Linked DNA regions of Homo sapiens: region 1 is linked to region 2. A link is an interaction called in ENCODE POLR2A ChIA-PET data of the cell type or tissue named here. Cell type or tissue: IMR-90. All regions are shown on one strand.

Region 1 (2,500 bases), 140 kb after region 2:
TTGTTTTTTTTTGTTGTTGTTGGCGGGGGCAGGGGTTGGCTAGTTTGTTGTCAATGTATAGGAATGCTACTGATCTTTGTATGTTGACTTTGTATTCTGAAACTTTACTGAATTTGTTTATCAGTTTTAACTGTTTTGATGGCGTTTTTAGAGCTTTCTGTATATAAAGTCATACCTCTGTAAACAGAGACAATTTAACTTCTTTCTTTCTGAATGGGATGTCCTTATTTTTATTTTTCTAATTGCGCTGGCTAGGATTTCTAGTATTGTGCTGAATAGAAGTGGCCAGAGTGGGCACTCTTGTCTTACTCCTTATCTTAGAGAAAAAGCTTTCAGCTTTTCACAATTGAGTATAATGTTAGCTGTGGGCTTGTTATATATGGTCTTCATTGTGTTGAATTACATTTCTTTTATAGTTAATTTCTTGAGAGTCTTTTTTAATCATGAAAGGATGCTGAATTTTGTCAAATGCTTTTGCTGCATCCGTTGAGATGATCATATAGTTTTTCTTCTAAATTTTGTTAATGTAGTATATCATATTTACTGATTTGCATATGTTAAACCATCATTGCATCCCAGGGGTAAATCCCACTTCATCACGATTAATGATTTTTTAAATATGCTGTTGAATTCAGTTTGCTATATTTATTTTATTACATTTTCCCATTTATGTTTATCTGGGATATTTTCCTATAGTTTTCCTTTCTTGTATTATCCTTGTCTGGCTTTTGTATGAGGGTGATGCTGACTTCATAAAATGAATTAGGAAGTTTTCTCTCCTCTTCATCTTTTTTTTTTTTTTGGAAGAGTTTGAGTAGGATTGGTTTTAGTTCCTCTTTAAATGTTTGTTGGAATTCACCTATGAAACCATCTGGTCTTGAGCTTTTCTTTATTGGGAAGTTTTTCATTACTCACTCAGTCTCCTTACTCATTATTGGACTGTTTAGATTTTCTATTCCTTCATGGTAGGTTGTATGTTTTTAGGGATTTATCCACTTATTCCAGATTATCCAATTTGTTGACATAAAATACATTCTTTGAATTTCTGTGGTATCACTTTTAATGTCTTCTTTTTCATTTATAATTTTATTTATTTGAGTTTTCTCTTTATTTTTTCTTAGATAGCCCAGATAATTGTTAATTTTATCCTTTTTTAAAAAGATCTCTTAGTTTTGTTGATTTTTTATATTGTCTTTCTAGTCTCTGTTTTATGTATTCAGAAGTAATCTTTAGTTCCTTCTGTTAACATTGGGCTCAGTTTGTTCTTTTTTTCTACTTCCTTGAGGTATACAGTTAGGTTGTTTATTTGAGACCTTTGTTTTTTCTTAATATTGGTACTTATTACTATAAACTTCCCTCTTAGGACCACTTTTGTTGAAGTCCACACATTTAGTTATGTGTGTTTCCATTTTCACTACTCTCAAGATACTTTTGGATATCTTCTTTGATCCCTTGGTTGTTCAGGAGTGTATTGTTTAATTTCCAAGTTAGAATTGGGAACAGAAATTATTTATAAAAGAGGCATTTGCTACTGAGCATGTTTTGGTCTTCAGTTAAATTCTTTTTAACTTCTGGCTCCATAGTGTAATGGTTCTGGAATTAGCAACAATAAAACATTAGTTACATTAGTGAGTAATGGTTTTATTTAAAACAGAATTAAAATGTCAACCCAGTGGTGCTGAGAACTAAATGTCCACTCTCTAAGTGGCTGGCCTTGTGAATGTCAGAGGCCATGGCCACTACTAATAGCGATTAGGTTGGTGTTTGAGACTCATGAAGCAACCTGCATTTCAACTTGCTATTTTATCTGAACCTCAAAATCTTTTGGGGAATACTTAGCATAACTTCTTTTACTGGTAAAAAATCCTAAAGCTCAGAAAAGTTAATCTGCTGGAAGTCGTAAAGCTTGTAGGCAGTGACAGAGCCCAGGAGGTTATAAAGCAACCTAGTGGATAGAGCAAGAGTCTGATTCCAGGCCTCAGGCAGTTTGGGTGTCCATGTAACTCAGGTACTGGTATGACATACAGTCACCATGTATGAATGGGGAATAATGCCTACTTCATGAAGACATAATATGTAAGCTGCTTAGTGTAGAGTCAGCCATTGACTTGAATGCTTCCTGAATGTTAGCCATTTTTTTTTCATCGTCCATGTAACTTTCCACTAGATCACCTGTGTGTTGACAAACACAATCACAGGCAACCTTCAACTTATCTAGTTTCCCAGATTACCCAGGAACATTCCCCCCACACCGGAATTGACTAAATTTGCTCAATTCTCCCCTCTCAGCTTGTTTGTTCTAGACTTTGGGGAAATTCCCTCACTCCTTCTTTTCCTTCCCTCTGCTTTTGCAGCCAGCACTTCAGCCTGAGCCCCATCCTCCCTTCTCTGAACTTGAGTCCCAGCCTCCTGGCTCTGGAGCTGCAGGGGTGGGGGTGGGGAGGGGGTGGGGTTTATAGAGGGCAGGGCTTTGTTGTAGGTAGGAAAGGAGAAATTAGAG
Region 2 (2,500 bases):
CCCCAGAAGGATGTGCAGACCACCTCTGCCTTTGGTTTATGTGGAATGTCACCCCCAGCAAAACCCATCTTGTGCTAACAACACACAGTTATGGTGTTTCTGTAAGAAACCTTAACTTGTCCTGAGAATTTGAAGAGGAATCCTTCCGCTTCCAGAGATCTTTGTTATTCGCTCTCATGACCTATCTATCTTGGCATGATGTGATGGTTGTATGAATGCCAGCAAATCACTATAGACTCTAAGTTCACTGACAGCAGAGTCTGCCTTCTTTGTAAATAAATACTTTACTCTTACCACACATACTGAAATATAGTAGAGTTCAACAAATGTTTCTTAAATGATGAGGGGTCTTTTGGTCTTATATAGTTCAGGTGGTTGGGGTATGGAGTAAAGGATTTAAATATTTGGCCAATCAAATTAAAAAGGGAAGCTGTCCTGGATTTGTTTTAAGTGATGATCCAGGGCAGAGGATTTGCTCAGGACTTAGCAGTAGAATGATGCTCTACCTGAAAAGCTTGTTTGTTTTTGCTGAGTAGGTACTGAGCACTTTCTCACTATTTTTCTCTCCCTTCTCACATTGGTAGCTGCAAACATAGAGCTTGTTTTGTGGTACTCCTATAACACATGTATACATCTATGCCCCAAATCCAGTCCTGGATCCATCTTATTTACAGTTTTATTCCCTTTTACCTTCTGCTTTTGTTTTTACTATTAAAATTTTTTTTAAATTTCAAATTTCCAAATGCAACTCCTTGAAATTCTTCATAATCATTCTTCATAATTCCTCATAATTCTTCAAAAAGAATTCCTTAAAATCATCTAATTTAGTACATAATTAAGTTGTCTGTGTTATCTCAAACATGCCTTTTTATAGTTGATTTGATTCAGTCAGAAAGTTCACATATCACATCGGGTTGTGCGTCTCAATTCTTTTTAACTTTATAGCAGTCCTCCTTCCCCCTCTTCTTCTTTACCATTTATTTATTTGGAAAAAAAATCATGTATCTTGTAGAATTGCTCACATTTTGGACTTTGGTGATACATTCTTGTGGTTTTTGTCTGAGACGTTTCCTCATACTTCGTATTTCCTCTAGACTATCTACAGGCCTGATCAGGTATGTTTTTTTTTTTTTTTTTTTTGGAAGTCTCACTCTGTCACCCAGGCTGGAGTGCAGTGGCACGATCTAGGCTCACTGCAACCTCTGCCTCCCGGGTTCAAGCGATTCTCCTGCCTCAGGCTCCTGAGTAGCTGGGATTACAGGCACGCGCCACCATGCCCAGCTAAATTTTGTATTTTTAGTAGAGACAGGGTTTCATCATGTTGGTCAGGCTGTTCTCGAACTTCTGACCTCGTGATACACCCACTTTGGCTTCTCAAAGTGCTGGGATTATAGGCGTGAGCCACCGCACCCAGCCAGATTTGGATTTTTTAATGTGACTATTTCAGTGCTAGTGTTGGACTGTTCCTGCAGCGTTATATTAGGAGACACGTGATGTCTGATTGCCTTTCTTTTCTTAATTGATCAGTAAGATCAGATGGTGTCAGCCTGACCCATCCACTATAAAGTTCCCCACAACATCTTAATTAATGAGTTTAGCAGATTTAGATTTTTTTCTTTATCATTATTTCATTAGGACTGCAAAATAGTGATATTCTGATCCTATTGTTCCCTTTTATTTTTTATTTATTTACTTTTTGAGATAGAGTCTTGCTCTGTCACCCAGGCTGGAGTTCAGTGGCGCAATCTCAGCTCACTGCAACCCCCACCACCTGGGTTCAAGTAATTCTCATGCCTCAGCTTCGCGAGTAGCTGGGATTACCAGTGTGCTCCACCAGGCCCAGCTGATTTTTTTGTATTTTTAGTAGAGATGGGGTTTCACCACATTGGACAGGCTGGTCTCAAACTCCTGACCTCAAGTGATCTCCCTACTTGGCCTCCCAAAGTGCTGAGATTACAGGTGTGAACCACTGCGCCTCGGCCCCTTTTCTTTTATTAATTGTAATTCTTCTCTAAAGAATAGCTTCCCCTCAACTATTATTTGGTTATCACAAAATGCAGATTACATAAGGAAGCCAAGATAAATATGTAATATTTTTCCCTTGCCTATTTTTGAAATAAATAGTTGGTTTTTTTTATTTAAAATATCATTATTAATTTATGGATTTTTAGCATATTTGATGTACTTCAATGAATTGTGGCCATTATTCTTTTTGATGATCCAATTATTTTGTTTTTGGCCAGTGAAAGCTTCTTCAGGTTAGTTTCATTTGCCTTTTGTCTTTTGACATGACAATAGGAATTTTTGAAATCTGGTACAAGAAAATATTCCAGGCTCATTTTATACATTTATTGACTTATATCTGAAGGAATTATTTTTCCAGAAAGTTCTGATCACTTTTGGTGATCCAGGTGCTGAGAGGTACTTGTTGCTAATGGATTGATGATTTATTTCTTTCAGGTCTGTGTAATAGACAAAGTTAGGAAGTTCATAATTTTTA

What was found. Peaks named below come from ENCODE experiments on the same cell type or tissue, not always from the same donor. Only the 100,000 strongest peaks of a DNase experiment are listed, where the experiment ranks them.
Region 1: POLR2A ChIA-PET joins it to region 2 with 5 read pairs; 2 of 35 experiments call an interaction of 5 or more read pairs at or near these places.

The regions. Positions count from the first base shown.
Region 1 is chr3:187,309,562-187,312,061 of GRCh38, forward strand. No RefSeq gene overlaps it. Among named protein-coding and RNA genes, the nearest start is that of MASP1, 19 kb to the left of the region's middle. In IMR-90, no CTCF peak of the experiment used is centred here; no DNase peak of the experiment used is centred here.
Region 2 is chr3:187,169,244-187,171,743 of GRCh38, forward strand. No RefSeq gene overlaps it. Among named protein-coding and RNA genes, the nearest start is that of RTP1, 27 kb to the right of the region's middle. RefSeq lists an enhancer at 1,600-2,101. In IMR-90, no CTCF peak of the experiment used is centred here; a DNase peak (open chromatin) is centred at 1,058.